2 separate regions of the Homo sapiens genome follow, and region 2 is linked to region 1. A link is an interaction called in ENCODE POLR2A ChIA-PET data of the cell type or tissue named here. Cell type or tissue: A673. All regions are shown on one strand. Each heading gives the region's core, and the rest is flanking DNA. Links, peaks and the distances in the headings are about the cores only. Region 1 overlaps KLHL14 (kelch like family member 14). Region 2 overlaps KLHL14 (kelch like family member 14).

Region 1 (8,354 bases), core at 1,800-6,799:
GAGGGCTTCACCACACATATCACCAAGTGGATTCCGACACGGAAAAGCTAAATTTATCATGAGAATAACTTATCCAGTTTCATCTTTCCTTTGCTACAGTCTCCTGGCAGTTTTCCTTAAGGACAAAAACTGCTGCTACTGCTGCTCTTGAAGAGAAATTACTTTTACTACTCTTAGTAAGTTGGGTACTGTTACTTCATTGTCGCTTCTAGTGTGTGGATATGGAAGATTGGCCAACAAATTGTTTCTTGGGCTTAATGTTTATGCTGCTGGGTAGAACAATTTCTATTTTGATTATGTATCTTCATGAACAATCAAATTCTTGCTTTCTCTGAAAAGATTTACATCTTTGATACATAAGAAAGAAGACTGAGCCACTATGACAGCTCTGAGTGCAAGATGGTAGGGATCATAGTGTGGGTTTCTTTATATTTCAGGGAGACAAGGTATTATCAAAAGTATGTGATAATTTCACAGGTTGTAGAATGCATTTTCAACAAATCCCAAGAATGCAGAAAACCTCTAGAAATTAGTCACATGTTTTTGTCTTTAGAAGATATCTTCTTCCCTTGGCAGAACTTCTAGTCATGTAGAGAAGGTATCTAATTCTAGACAGTCACTTCAGAACACCTAGAATCCTGACAAACTTCAATTGGCATTGTTGTATTCAAAATTGAAAAGAGAAAATAGACATGCAATGCAAAACTGAAATATTTAAACACCACCCTTAAGGCACTTAAATAAATTCAAGATTTGGGATTTTTCCAGGGTTAAGGAGCAGCAAATGAAACCAACAGCAAGTAGTCTAGGTAAAAATCTATCCCAGGAAAAGGGACACCTCTTGTGCAGGAAAGAGCCCCTCAAGCCTTCCATCAGTTTAATCAAACTGACAGTCCAACTTCCAGGAAAACAGTCATTCTTTTGACCTATTAAGAGAAGGAATAATCTCACCTTAGAAAGGTTTTTTTTGAAAGTGTTTCACATTTGCATGTGTGTGTGTGTGTGTGTGTGAAGGAAACTCTAAACCCTAAAGTCTCCAAGTGGCTTAACAAAAATTTATTGTCTCCAATTTCTGGTGGTTGGAAGTTCAAGACCAAGGTGCCAGCAGGGTTGATTTCTGCGGAGCCTCTCTTCCTGGTTTGTAGACAGCTGCCTTCCTGCTGTATGCCCACATGGCCTTTTCTCTGTGCTTACATGCAGAGGAAGATCTGGTGTTTCTTCCTCTTCTTATAAGGACATCAGTCATATTGGATCAGGGCCTCACCCTTATGACCTCATTTAACCTTAATTACCTCCTTAAAAGCTCTATCTCCAAATGTAGTCACTTTGGGGGTTAGGGCTTCAACACATGAATTTGGAGGGAACACAGTTTGGTCCGTAACAAAGCCACGTTTAAGACACAAAATTAGAAAACAGGGAAATTAACTGAAATATTGCTTTTCAACTAGATCCATACAAGCAAAGTTATCTAGGCAGCTGAACAGTTATCCAAGTCAGCAGTGTATAAATAGCTCTTCCAGTAATGTAAAGCTAGTAGAGAAAAAAAAATTCAGATCCTTTTTCCTCAATTCCAGAAGATCTTGCCTAGACCAGTAGCTTTTTCAAGAATCAAACATAGAGCTTTTTAACAAAATATATCTTCCCTAGCTCCACCCCAGAGATTCTAAATAAATTGATCTGAAAGGAGGTCCCAAGAACCTGCATGTTTAGCAAGCATCATAGGTAGTTCTGCTACCAGTAGATTTTGGACCACATTTTGAAAATCATGGAACTAAACAAATAATTGCTTCTGTTTTTTGAATTTGCTACATGTCTATAAAAGATAGGAGAAAATACTGATAGTGATTTCTTAAAAAATGGGGAAAAATTTTTGCAAAATTAAAAGAAATTTCATTAATTGATATGAGAAAAAGGGAAATGAGTCATAGGGAAAGTTGCTGGAATTACCAAATTCTAGGGGATTTATTTCCTAGAGATGAAATTCGGGTCCCTAGCGCACTACAGAATTTGCACTAGAGAATAATTCAAGCCACACAGTATAGCATCCACAATTCAGCTTCAGAGAATATGGTAAACTTTTCAGAATAATTTGTTGCTGCATGTCAAAGATCTGATAATGAAAAGAATATTGCTCCAGATTAGCTGATTGGGTGGGTCTTAGAGGCTTCTGTGAATGCCCTTTCCAGTGGGGGATGACCTTGGAGGGCTTCCTAGACACCACGGAGCCCTCCACCTAGGGTTCATTGTGGCACCATGGTCCCTCGAGGGTTGGTGATACAGCAAAGAACAGAAAGAACTGGCTCCCTACAAGGAGGGAGAGGAAAAGCAGAGGAAGATAAGAGATTCCATTTCACCCACAGCAGCAGGGTGTCCCTAAGCAGGATTCCACAAGCCACACCTCATTGTCTCCTCAGCACACACACCCGCCAGGGCCTGCCTCCCTCCCTTGCTGCAGATCTACACAAAAATAAGGATAACCTTCTTCTTTTATCTTTGCCCCAGGATGATTTCATAGCATTTTTCTTACCCTAAAAATAAACGTTGAGTCCTTTTAGAAGGAATCCACTGAAACTCCCTTCTTGAAAATGGACACTTATTTGTTGCCATGAATATTCCGGGAGAAGCCTGGAGAAATCTATCCTGTTACTAACTTTTCTCAGTATCTCCCTGCATGGCCACTCCTGCAGTGACTCTCCAACTGGAAACAGCCTGGTTGGCAGGAGGCTGGCTCCAGTTCCTCCGAAAGAGCCTCACAGTTTCCCCACAGGGAACCTCTCCCTGGAGTTAGAGTAAAGAATGAAATTGGACTTTGGATCGGGAGGCTGTTGTCCCTCTCAGCATCATCTTGAATGGCTGAACTCCTTTCTTCAGAATGTCAGGTTGCTGTCAAAATATTCATTTCTACCATTATGTCTCACTCTCTCAGAGATATAATTTTAGTGGAAAGATGTTGCATCCTTCTGAACTTGAATTTTCATTATTATTTTGTGACCTTGGTGTCTTTCTGCACTTTTTCTTCTGCAGCAGGTGCCAAAGTTTCCTTAGGTCAAAAAGTCACTCTTATCTCTTCCAAAAGCCAGCCAGATGGGAGGGAGAAAGAAAAAGACAGGACGAAGTCTCAGTAATGAGACTGGCTCTCAGGAGGCAGCATAGTCTAATAATTGGGCTTTATTAGGAGTTTAAATGCAGGCATTACTTACGAGTCCATCACTAGCCTGAGAGTGATGCTTTATCTCCTTTCGTCACTAGGCTATACAGAGCTTGAATGGCTCCACTGTGGCAGGCTGCACAGAACCACATCTCTCTTGAACAAAGAGAAGAGCTTTCTCCTGTCACACACATGTTGGTTGTCCCCACCAGCTTGCTCAGTAGCAAGCATCTGTGCTAGAGAGCAGCAGGACCCTGCATCCCACTTGCAGGCAGGAGGATTAGTCTGAGAGCTAATGCTTGCCACGCAACTTCCTCACAGGGATGTGGGGAGGATTAATGAGATGCTATTTCCATTGCAATTTATGCTCTTCAGAAGAAAGGTGCTAAGTAGGAGGTATTAGAATTAGGGATTATACAGGTAATCAAGCAAAGAAGATATTCAACTGCTCCTAGTTACCAAAGGAAGCTTTAATCTGGGAGGTGGAGAAGGAGGGGGAAATGCAGTGAGTATAAACTTGGCTGGAAGCCATTGTCCCTCATGAAGCAAAGGGCCAAGGATGAAGTGTCAAGTGCTATGTATAATATAAAGATAAACTCGTCCTGATCCTTGGGGCTTATGAGCTAAGCCTTGGGTGGTGGGGGTGGGCTACATTTCATGGATTCAGATAAAGGTCTTAAGACTTTTTTGTTATATCTGCCCCTGCCATCACCAGCCAGTCTGCAAGTTTGGTGCCTAGAGGAATGTGGCAAAAGCATAAGCCAACTACCGTAACTGCATGCTAGAGGACACAGTAACATTCTGGAAGAATTGTGGAGGACCCATGTGAGCCACAGGGGCGGGATGAGAAGTGAAGGGGCGGGATGAGAAGTGAAGGGGTGGGAAGATGGCTAATCAAAATTGCAATGTGTAAAGCAACAGCCAACAAAGTTGTTGATCTTCACATGGTCACACAGACAGGAAGTGGCAGAGTTGGAATGTAACAGGTTTTCAGAGCTTCAGATATTAAAGTCCTGATTTCTTCCATTTCTTATAGTGCGTCCCCAAGTAGGATTTATCTGCCACTGGTAGAATGTGAGACAATTTCAGATGGTACACAAGAAATCATTTTAACATTTATAATAAGTTAGGTATTGTTATATTTTAACGTGTGTTAGAGATAAAATAATTAACCCATGAAGCCCATGATTTAGTAAATATAATTGCTTAGAACCATGGTTCTCAATACCCGTTGCATCTTATTAATAGAATCACTGAGAAAGCTTAAAAGACACACACACACACACACACACACACACACACACACACACAAATATGATGCTGGGTCCCATCCCAGATCATTGAATCAGAATCCCTGAGAAGTTCTGATAGCTTATAAAAGTTCCCACATTGGAGGCGGAGCTTGCAGTGAGCCGAGATCCCGCCACTGCACTCCAGCCTGGGCGACAGAGCGAGACTCCGTCTCAAAAAAAAAAAAAAAAAAAAAAAGTTCCCACATTGGGAACCACTACAATAGCCTGGGATTTTTAAGGAAGCATTTTTTTAAGTGAGCAGTTTTAAATAAAATATTTAGTGAATAATTTCAAAGCATGTGGCTATGGCAAAAATAATGAAAGTCTTCTGTTGTACTGATAACTGAAGTTTGGTAAACATTGTGCTTTATCATGGTAGGCTCCTATTCTATAAGACAACACTAGACCTAAAGAACAAAGATAAGCAGAGACATCCAAAGAAAAATGATGAACGTGATAACGTAACAAGAGAAAGACTCATTATTTGGACATGCTCAGACAGGGATAAAAGGTGGAGGGTCTAGGGCAGTACATAGTAAAAATAGCAGCTTAGATTTGGGAGTTGGTTGATATGAATGTCCTTTTCCCAATATATGGCTCTCTGAGTCTTCCACCCTGTGGTTCAGAAATACGCTTTTTCCTTTTTCCCCATTGCCTTTTGACACCTCCACCCCACTGACTGAACCTTGAAACAAGTAAGGGAAAAAAAAGAATATAAAGAATCTATAACATCCTCCTAGATAGTGGGATTTTGTAATCCCACTGATCCTTGGGGCTTATGGGGCTTTTAGTCTGCCCACCTATTCCTTCTTTGTTGTTGGTGTTTGTTTGTTTTGTTTTGTTTTTTTGAGATGGAGTCTCACTCTGTTGCCCAGCCTGGAGTGCAGTGACGTGTCCTCAGCTCACAGCAACCTCCACCTCCCAAGTTCAAGTGATTCTCCCGCCTCAGCCTCCTGAGTAGCTGGGATTACAGGCACACGCCACAACCCCCAGCTAATTTTTGTATTTTTAGTAGAGATGGGGTTTCACCATGTTGGCCAGGCTGATCTCAAGCTGCTGACCTCAAGTGATCTGCCCACCTTGGCCTTCCAAAGGGCTGGGATTACAGGCATGAGACACTACGTTGGACTCTATTCCTTCTTTTATTCGTCATATCTTCATTTATACAACAAACATTTATTGAGCACCTACTATGTAGTAAGTTCTTCTTGCTTTTAAGTATAGTCAGAAGTTTTTTCAGTGAGCATGTATTATCTTTATGATATAATCAAACAAATCTTAAAGTTACTTCCATCTTAGGAAAACTAAATAATAGGCACGTGACTGACCGTTCTTCAGTCACCACATAGCCAGACTCTGTGTGTGAGGAAGAGGAGGAGCCCAAAGTCAGACTCTGGGAAGTAAGGCATTTTCAGCCACACCTGAGAGCCACAGAAGAGTTGTGTGAGAAAACCCTGGAGATGTTTCTTGTGTGAAATGGAGGAAAATAAAACCCATCCTGCACACTGGAAAAGCTGCCTAAGCCCCTTTTCCTCTAGTCTTTCATCTGTTAAATGGGGATAATGATACTTTGTGTTTACCTACCTCCCAGAGGCATTATCAGGTCTATTTAAAGGCTCTTCCGATGAAAGCTGCTGTGTAATTACCAAGAACAGCTATGATAAAGACACCTAAATACAACAGCAAATCAGCTGGAACAAACTCTCAAAGGAGTTTACTTCGCTGGAAAATTTTAAGAGAAGGGTAGCAGCTCTCCTTAGGGCAGTTTTGGGTACCATTCTGGCTGGAAGTTTAGGGAAGGCTAGCTGCCTTTCAAAGCCTCCTTCTGGCCAGGCCAATTACTTGGAGTAGAGGGATCTACCTCTGTTACTTCCTCCCCACGATCTGAGCAGCTTCCATATGAAATTCCCCTTTCACATTTTTCCAGATCTGGACTCACAAGCTCTTTTATCCCCCAAATGAAATTCCAGGAAGACATTTACTAATAGGAGAAAAAAAGAGAGAAAGGAAAGAGAGGTTATAATAAGATAGGTAATTGGGAATTCAATGGTTTTTAAGAAGAGGACTGATGTAATTGGTTATTAATGTTTGGCTTTGCTAAAATTCATTTGACAAAATATGTAGTGTTGATGGGGATGGGGGTCAGAAAGCAGGGCTACCACTTTACAACAGCACAAGGGAGAACCAACCCAGCTGAATCCAGCTGATGGCCGCTCAGCTGGAATGAAGAGAAAGATTTAAGAAATATTACAGCTCTAGAAACTATAGAATATAGCAAGAAAATGGAAGAGTCAAGGATACCATGAAATTCGGTGACTTGAATATTGTAAGATTTGGTGACTACCCTAACAGAGGCAGCTGGCAGCGAAGAGAAGTAAGTAGATTATATTTTATGAATGAGATCTGAGTCAATACCATTGTAGGAAGTCCAGTGATTTTATATTTTTGTTAAACTTGCTTATGCAATCAAAGTTCTGGCTATTTATATACAGTGTAACATATGGTATCTGCAAGGCTTCTAAGCAATAAAAACTCCAAAATTCCAAAGATGAATTTTCAAATGAGTACTTTGTAAAGTTAATAATTACACATAATAATAATCGCTATCACTTATCAATTTTGAACTATATAAATATTTTATTCCTATGTAACCCAGATTTCAGCTGGAGGCATAACAGATCTGGTAAAGAAATTGCTATGAACCCCTATAATCCTCTGGCCTGTGGAAAACCAAAACTATTTTGCTATGGTCTAAATGTTTGGGTCCACCCCTTAAAAATTCATACCTTGAAACCCTAATCACCAGTAAGATAGTATTTGGATATGGGACCTTTGGGAGGTAATTAGGTCATGATGGTGGAACCCTCATGATGGAATTAGCGGCTTTATAAGAAGAGAGAGGAGAGCACACACGTGTGCTCTCCTCTCTCTCTCTCTCATTGCCCCCCTCACCATATGAGAACAGAAATGGGAAGTGGGCCCTCACTAGGAACAGAATCTACCAGCACTCTGATCTTCCACTTTTCAGCCTCCAAAACTATGAGAAATAATTTTCTGTTGTTCAAGCCACGCAGTCTATGGTATTTTTGTTATCGCAGCCTGAACTGACTCACACATCCATCCTCATGTCTGTGAGTCCCTGGAACTTGTGTTTTCCTGGCCTTTTCTACCTGCCAAATCACTCCCATACATTGCTGCTGTACCACCAGATGTGAAAATGCCCATTTACTGCTTTTATGCAATACTAAGCTATCATAAGTTTAGTAAAGTCCACTGAAATTGGGAGGACATGGGAAAGAGTCAAAACTTCTTTCCATTTTCCACAGCCCCTTCCTCCTGGATTATGTTGAAAGTATCAATATTTTCCCCCTTCAGTATGCAGAGACATTCATCTTTCAAGGTGTCAGCAGCACAAAGGGCCTTTCATTTGCTGGAGGGACTGGCTCTACAGAGTGGCTTTGGTTACAAGTAGAAGGCATTTATTTTGCTATTACACCTAAATGACTTTATTTAACCCTTACAACATTCTTGTAAGAGGATACCATTATTCCCACTTTACAGATGAAGCAACTGAGGCTTAGAGTCAGCCCAAGGAGTTAAACATAAGAAAAGGTAGAGGATTTAAATCCAGGTCTGATGACTCTTAACTTGTAATTAACCTGGCTTCGGAAAGATGGGGTAATGATTATCTACTCTGGATCGCTTTGCTACTTCAAAACTGCTTGTTGTTATTGTCGTTGTTTTCAATCAAATCTCCATGTTTCAAAAAATGGTCATACACTCCCAAAGACCCTATGTAGAGAAAGTAAAAATCCCAATGATTTAGTATCATTTCAGGAAGAATGAGTTAGCATAATTAAAATATCAAAACAATTGAAGTACAACTCTTTATTATCTTTAAGTAATAAAACTTG
Region 2 (8,354 bases), core at 2,048-7,047, 84 kb after region 1:
TTCAAGCCCTCCAGAGCTTGAACAACAACTTTAGGAGTAAATAAAAGCCTAAAATATATTTTAACCATCCAGAGATGGTGTTGAATCCTTCAACAAATGTGTCATTCAAAACAGTAATTAGGGAAATCCCACAGATGAAAAATGCCTTAGTGATAAGCTTTCATGGCAGAGCACGTCAAGATAAATGGGTATACTGGAATCCGATGCCGTTTCTACAGTAAAGTGCAATCTTCGTTGTTTTTGTATTTATTTGTATGTTCAGATCCAAAGGATCCGTTGTAAAAATATATATATATAAATATATGTATATCCAGTGCAATCAACTGTCATTTCTTTTTCCTTAAAACATATGAGTATATAGAAAGAAAAGTTACAGTACTCTGTGGGAAAATCTCAGCTGACATCATGAATAGAATGAGGTCTGCTTCAGAACCTTTTGTTGTCAACTGTCACTGTTTCTTCCAAAAGTCACAATTTGTACAAGAACCTTTGCTTTCCTTAGACTTGTTCTGCATTTTATTTTTTATTTCTCACCAAAATAAAAGCATTTATGAGAATTATAAGTAAAGCTTTCTGTATTTCAGAGAGACATAAGTTACTAGAAAGTGAAAAGTGAATAAATAAGTCACAGAGAATGTAAATTTTGTACAGTATTAGAATGTGTAAATGAAGCTTGCTTGGAAGGGGAAAACTTTAAATAAAAACTTTATGTACTAATTCAACTGTCTCTCATATCCTACTTACATATGTATAAATCTCTACATTAAACCGTTTGAAGGTTTGTGATATGTAAATGCCTAAATATTTTTGTTCTGAAGCTGTGATTTACAAGTGTTATTTGGCTTTCTCACAATATGTAAATGTATACAGTATGGACAGTGCTAAAATTATGGAATACTTCTGGAAAATGCTGTGAGTTAAAAATCATATGAGTGGAATCTGATGTTTTCACTACAAGAGTGTTATAATAAGACATAACTTATCTGAGATCAAATAACTAAATATTTATACACATTATTAGAAGCACCATTTGTGTTAAAAATAACTGCACCCTTTTTAAAGAATAAGTGAGTCACACATTTAATTAAATCAATTATCAAATACATAGTATTTAATTTTATTCTCTTTTGAAGATCTGATGAAGTAGTTGTACAGGGCAATTAGAGGGGCTATGGGAGACATAGGGGGAACTAAGGCTTGCAGTTAAGGGTAGCAGTTGGGCAGCCTTCCAGGCAAAGAGCTGTGTAAGATCAGGAGCTACGTTCGGAAGCCTGTAAGCTGGGGGGAATTTACTTTAATGCTTCCCAGCCAAATCTATCATTAGTGATGATTAAACTCAAAATTAGAGGATATTTTGATTCTCCCTAATATTCCACAAGAAAGAGTAATGGAGTTTCTTTCTCCTTCCATTGGATCTTCTCCTCCACATACTAGAGTAGCACACTGAAAGAAGACCCTTCTCCTGAGCCAATGGCTAGTTGCTGAAGGGCTTCTCCAAATCCCCTGAAATACCCAAGGCTCCAGTGCTGACTAAATATCATGAGATGTTAAGAAGGCATGCTTATCTTTTTCCTAATCCCAATAAGCCACCTACTTGATGTCCCTCGCTAGACTGTACTTTCATGTTTTATATTTAGTTAGTTAATACTTGAAGGAATTTTGGGTAAAGTGGAAATATACTGAGGGGACAAAAAAAGATATTTTTTCTAAGAATACATCTTAAAACTGACTAAAACTGGAAGAATGCATATACAGACCAGATTTTTAAAATTAATTAAGCTGTGTCTGTGAGCTTGAAATTAGTGTCTGCATTTGTTCTACCCTATTCAGCCAAAGTCATATTTTCCCAGCTGCTTGACACTTATATCACTTAACAAACTATCATCATTATCAACATGGTAAGTATCAAGTATTCATTGAATATCCCAAAGAGCATCATTATAAATGCCTGACTTCTGATTAAACTTAATTCTTTAGGTCAAAATAGTTTTTAAAAACAAATAAATAAGCTAAAACAAGAGTAGTAAAGCACACCAAAGCCAACTAATACACATTGATGAGTACCTTGATAGACTGAGTTCTCACAGAAAGGACCGATCATGACTGATCATGCCTGACTTTCTAGAAGCACCTAACCTTGAGGATATTAAAACTTTAGTGGAAAATATTATGCCAATAAGAAGCAGCAGAAGGGTCAATGTAGGAATAAAATATTCAAATACATAGTATATTTGCTTTGTGTCGCTGTAGCTATATAGTGCTGCTCTGAATTGTAGAATAAATATACACCAAATATAGGGTGGTGTGTCTTTATGGAGGTTATCTTAGTCCATTTTGTGATGGTAGAACAGAATACCTGAAAGTGGGTAACTTATAATGAGCATAATTTACTGGTGCACAATTCTGAAGGCTGAAAAGTCCAACACCAACTTTCTGCCATCTGGCCAGGGCCTTCTTACTGTGTCATCCCATGGTGGAAACCAAGAAAGTGAGAGAGACAAGGGAGGCCCAATGTGCCCTTTTATAGTGGCACCAATTCCACCCATGAAGGTGAGCCCCTGTGACCTAAACACCTCTGAAAGACCTCACCTCTTAATATTGTTACAATGGCAATTAAACTTTAATATGAGTTTTGGAGGGGACAAACATTCAGGCCATAGCAAAGGTATTCTACATTTGTTGACTCTATAGGCTTGGTGCAATAACAAAAAGTGCATGTTTAGATATGCATAGTAAAAATGTGCTTCAAGAATGCAACACAAAAGTTTAGAATAAGAAAAATTTTTCTATAAATTGAAGCTTGAGTGGCTTATTCTATTCTAGGTTGTTGCCTAGCATATATTAAGGACCCAGTAAACGTTAATTGTTAACATTAGCAGCAGTAGTATTATTTTAGTGTATTTTAGTTCACTAATGATGCTAAAGACAAGACAATGAAGTAAATTAATGCGTGGGACTGTCCACTCCTCAAGCACAGAAGAATTATATCACTTCAGATAAAGTAATAAAGTGATCCTTGATTGTAACCTCCCTTTCCCTTCTTTATTTATTAAGCTGACTCTTATTCTGTGGCCTTCCAAATCCCTTATATACAACACAATGGCCTGTAGGGGTAGGCTGGGGAAAGGTGAACATTTGGTTGCAGGGAGATAGCAGGCTCTTTGCTTCCAATCACGTTGCTCAAATCTGGAACAGTTGACCCATCAGTCACCTCAAGTGCACATGTGCACCATAATAACAGTCCCACAAAACCTGCCACCAGCACCCAAGCATACCATCGAAACCTGAGAATCACCCCACCTCACCTCCCGCCACTGACGTCTGTGCACTCTTTTTGGAGGCCTGAGAACAGGCCCACTCAGCCTGCTACCACCACCAACACTGGTACCACCCACACATGTCACCAGGGGCCTGGGGACTGCCTCACCCAGCCATAGCAGCCACCGCTGACACCAGCTCATGCCATCTGAGAGCCTGAGGTTATCTTACTACTGCTACTGCCATCATGCATGCCATACACACTGCCCAGCAACCTGAGGCCTGCCCAGCCACCCAGCCCACTGCTGTCACTGCCATCAGGTAGCCTGGAGGCCCAAGAATTGGTCTTCCTAGACCCACTAATACCAGTGCCCATGTACACCACCAGGGGGACCCAAGGACAGGCACGCTTAGCTCACCACTGCCATTACAGGGGCCCCAGGACTGGCCCACCTGGCCTCCCCATCCTAAGCAAAGTCTCACCATAGCCTCCACTAACAACTTCAGCCTAAGCCACTGAGGAAATCACAGACACCATTGACACTACTGACAGCCAAAGAAATCATACAACAACTACCCTACTGCACATACCCAGAATCAAAACTAAAGCGCCCTACCCAACTAATGCCACCGATACATCTACAGGAAGAAGTCTTTGTCTATGAAAGGCAATCTAAAAACTGGAAGAAACAACTGTTATGTCTGTTTTTTTTTCTGATTCCCTTTCACCAATTTTATTCTACAGTTCATGTTCTACCCAACTACTATTATTATTTCACCATAACACTTTGAAATCTCTAAGTTTCGGATCTTCAGGGACATTGCTTATTTGGTTCATCTCTGATCCTTTTTTTCATTTAACATTTCTGATGAGAAACACTGCAGCTCCTTCCACCTGCAGGCTCTTCCAGAATAGCTGTGGTAAATTGTACTTTTTTAATGAATGGACTTAGACCACCAAGCTTCCACACCAGGCCAGATGGCATTCATACAGTTTGGCAGGAAGTTCTTTACTTGTCTTACAAGTTTTTCTTAAAAGCAATTGGGACTATTAAAGCCAGCTGGGATGGAAAGCCATATTAAGTTTATTCTTTTCTCTTCCAACACAATTGGTTGTATTAATCCAATTCACAGGATAGAAAGAAAAAAGAAAAGGAACTTTAAAGCCAAAGTCCCTTGAGGCTATATAAGCTACATGAGGCTATATGAGGTCCCATGAGAAGATATAATCCTCGTGTCTAACTAGACCACCCCTAGAATAGTCATCATCTCCTCTATGTCTTTAGAATATTTACCAGCTGCATTATTCATGTAGCTTCTGTCACATATTTTCTAATATTGATGGTGTTTTATGTGTAATATTTATGCCTTGTTTTAACTAAGCCCCTTGGTGTATAAGAGGCAACGTCTGAATGTTGTGTTTCCCCACCATGTTTGCTCACAGCAGTGCTCAGTTGCTTAAATGGTGGTTGATTTTAGGGGTATTAGAATTCCTGGAGTAGCAGAGTCATTTCTGACTCAGAAATTTTATGTGCATAATCTTGAAAATGTAAATTGTACATGGATGTTCTGGATCCTAACTGCTACCAATATAATAAGCCCTACAATAGCCTTTGATACAAAGGTCTGTAAGTATGTGACCACTAGTTGCTTTTGTCATATTAACCATGTTCCCCTTATTTAATGGCTGTGAAAAACCAGAATTTTAACCCTACTATTATGAAAATCTTTTTTCCGAAAAGCAAATGGATAGTACTGGTGTGATTCTTGCCTCCAGCTCAGGAAACATTCACAAATATTGCTTCCTAGGTGGTCTCTTCACAAACAATGAGGATTAGTATGTAATAACTCTCTTGGTATCCCCAAAATATATCCCCAGTATTACAGTCAGTCTTTTATTTATTGATTCCTCCCAGTGTGGATGAAGCTCTTAATACGTAAGTAACCATAATGTAAAGTATATGTGCAATAAAATCATACAAATAAGGTGTTGTGGGAGTTCCAGAAAGAAGTTTATGTCCAACTAGGGGACTCAAGGAAGACTGAGGCAAAGGCTGTATACAGAGTCAGTCATGAAGAATGGGTAGAAAATAAGAGATATTTTTTCAATTAATGTTTGTAAGGTAGTCCTTGAAAATACAGCAGATAATAACTAAGCCATTTTCACATGGAAAAGTGCTAGATCAAAAATAGTAGTACAATCATTTCCAGATTAGTGTATTGGATGATGGTTTGAATAATGAAGTGTGAAGGCAAGAACTTTTATGTCCAGATAGAATAAAGTAGTTCAGAGCAGGCCAAGATTTCCACTGTGACAACTAGCAAAAGATGAATGGTATTTTGTTTAACATTGTTAAAGGCATGAGAGATCTATGAAAGCAATTAGGACTAGATTAATTAAAATTCCAGAGGAGAACAGAGTTCCTAGATGAGCTGATTATGGCCACTAATATTTTTCTCTAGGAACGTTTTCCAGTTCTGACCAAAAGTTGATCAACCTTGGCTCAGAAAGAGAAGAGGCTATGCTACTGGAAAGAGAAACCAGCAAAAGTGTTAGCTGCCACACAAAACTGGACTGACAAAAATGAAAACTTGAGAAGCCTTAAACACAGCCAGTTTTCCTTGAAGGGAATTTTGGAGTTCTGGTATTGCCCAGGAAGATAAAAAGCTAGGCCAAAAACTTCCAAAAGGCAGAAAATAGCTCCCACAATCTCACAGTGCTTAGAAATTAAAGATTTTCAAGGTGAAGAAAACTCTTTCAAATACATGACTGCTCACCCCCTAAAGACATTTGCCAATATTAAAATGGTATGATTTGTGAGGATAAAAAGTTACGCTGACAGAGGCGGGCAGATTGCTTGAACCCAGGAGTTCAAGACCCGCCTGGGCAACATGGCAAGACCCTGTCTCTGCAAAACATACAAAAATTACCTGGGCGTAGTGGTGCATGCCCGTATTCTCAGCTACTCTGAGGCAGGAGGATCACTTGAGCCTGGGAAGTAGAGGTTGCAGTGCGCCGAGATAGCACCACTGCACTCTAGCCTGGGCAACAGAGTGAGATCCTGTCTCTAAATAAATAAACAAACAAACAAATAAATAAATGTTAGGCTGAACTCCTCTAAAGGGAAAATCTGAATCTCCTGCAAACTGCAGGGCTGACTGGACTCACAGCCAAAAGCCTGGGAGGGCCTACCCTAGGAAGAGTGACAAACCAAGTATAGATTGAATCTTACTAAAATGAGTTCCAGCCAAGCTTGATCCCTGAATGAATTAAGATAATAACTTCCTCACTCTATCTGCATAACAGAAAAGGGGACTCCTTCTCTGATAGAAGATAAAACCATATGGAGCCTACAGTTCTTTCATACACAAAAGCATTCATTCAGCCAAAAATTGTTACTCATGAAAAAAAATCATGTGACTTATAATCTACAGAATAAAGCAATGAAGAGAAATAGACCCACTGATGATCCAGATGTTTGAATCAGCAAACAAATAACTATGATCAATATGTTAAATACAAAAAAGTAGAAAATATAAATGAAACGATGAAAGCTCTAACCACAGAATTAGAGTCTATTTTTTAAAAAAAGAATCAAGTAGTTACTCTAGAACTAAAAAACACAGTATCTTAAATTAAGAACTCAGTGGATGGCATTAATGGCAAATTAGACACAGGATTCGTGTCTAAACTGGAAGAGAGATTAACAGAAAGTATCCAAAATGAAGCACAGAGAGAACAAAGAATAGAAAAAATATATAGATTGAAGTGGAAGAGACTTCTAGGACATGCTCAAAATGTCTAACATGTGTATTATTACAGTTCAAGAAAGCAAGAAGAGAGATGATAGAAAACCAGCAGTCTCAGAGGTATTGGCCAAGAATTTTCCAAAACCGTTAAAGGATATTGACTCACAGATTTAAGAAGCTCAACAAACACCAAGCAGGATAAAGACAAAGAAAACCACACAGTACATTTCTGAAACATACTGTATGAAAGTACAGTAAAATTCCTAAAAAACAGAGATTCTTAAAAATAGCTAGAGAAAAATATCATATTATTTTCAAAGGAGCAATAACGTGGCTTTCGACTTAGTTCTGAACAGAAATGACTGAAGCCAGAGACATTAGAATAACATTTTTGAAGTGCTGCAAGAAAACAAAAACCATTCCAGAATTCAGTATCTGGTAAAAAATATTCTCTCATCACTGAAAATAAAGACAATTTCAAGCAAAAAAACAAACAAACTAACTAACTAAGGGAGTTCATTGTCAGTAGGTCTGCATAAAAGAAATACCAAAGGAAGATTTTCAGGCAAAGGAAAATAATCAGAGATGGAAACATGGAAAAAAACAGGAGAAAATTAAGAACACAGGAAAGGATAAATATGTGAATAACTATAAATAAATATAGATTGTATAAAAACTGTGAATTCTTGTGAAATTTTAAGTTTATAGGCACCTTAAATACATAACATGAATTATTTGAAAGGCAGGAGGGAAAGATAAATAAAGTTCAAAGGTTCTAGGTTTCTAGTAACATTAGGAAAGAGTTCAGAGTAATAATTTGTAATAAGTCAAGGATGTATGTTGTGATCTGTAGGACAAATATTAAAAGAAGAATAAGGTGTAAAATTAATAAATGAGCAGGATGAAAAAGAAATAATGTAAATATTTAATTCAAAAATCAAGAAAGTAGAGGAAAGATAATATTAATACAGCCAAAATAGAAAGCAAATAGTAAGATGGGAGATGTAAAACCAAACATACCAGTAATTTCATTAAAGAAAAAGGAACTAAATAGTCCTAGTAAAAGAATAAGTTTGTCAGATTGGTTTTAAAAATGAATGATGCTTATAAAAGACAGCATTTAAATATAAAGATAGACCAAATGAAAGCTTATATAATTATAATACTATCAGGCATAGCATGAAGGAAGACTAAACAAAGTTCATCAAAATGGCCTGACTTTCTCCTACATTAAAAGCCTAGGACTTCTGGGTTGGCTTTTTAAATAACTCATGACACTGAATTGATAGAGATGTTATGTAATATTTGGGCAAATTAGATGTTGTTTTATGGATAATAAATCAGTT

What was found. ChIA-PET counts read pairs that join two places held together with the same protein. Peaks named below come from ENCODE experiments on the same cell type or tissue, not always from the same donor. Only the 100,000 strongest peaks of a DNase experiment are listed, where the experiment ranks them.
Region 2: POLR2A ChIA-PET joins it to region 1 with 5 read pairs; 1 of 35 experiments calls an interaction of 5 or more read pairs at or near these places.

What each region holds. Positions count from the first base shown.
Region 1 is chr18:32,749,061-32,757,414 of GRCh38, reverse strand. All of the region lies in intron 2 of KLHL14 (kelch like family member 14), which reads left to right. Among named protein-coding and RNA genes, the nearest start is that of KLHL14, 20 kb to the left of the region's middle. In A673, for the core only: no CTCF peak of the experiment used is centred there; a DNase peak (open chromatin) is centred at 2,314.
Region 2 is chr18:32,665,036-32,673,389 of GRCh38, reverse strand. It overlaps KLHL14 (kelch like family member 14), which reads left to right. Exons shown (of 9, transcript NM_020805.3): 9 at 1-717. Among named protein-coding and RNA genes, the nearest start is that of KLHL14, 100 kb to the left of the region's middle. In A673, for the core only: a CTCF peak has its summit at 3,636 (motif pointing right); a DNase peak (open chromatin) is centred at 4,369.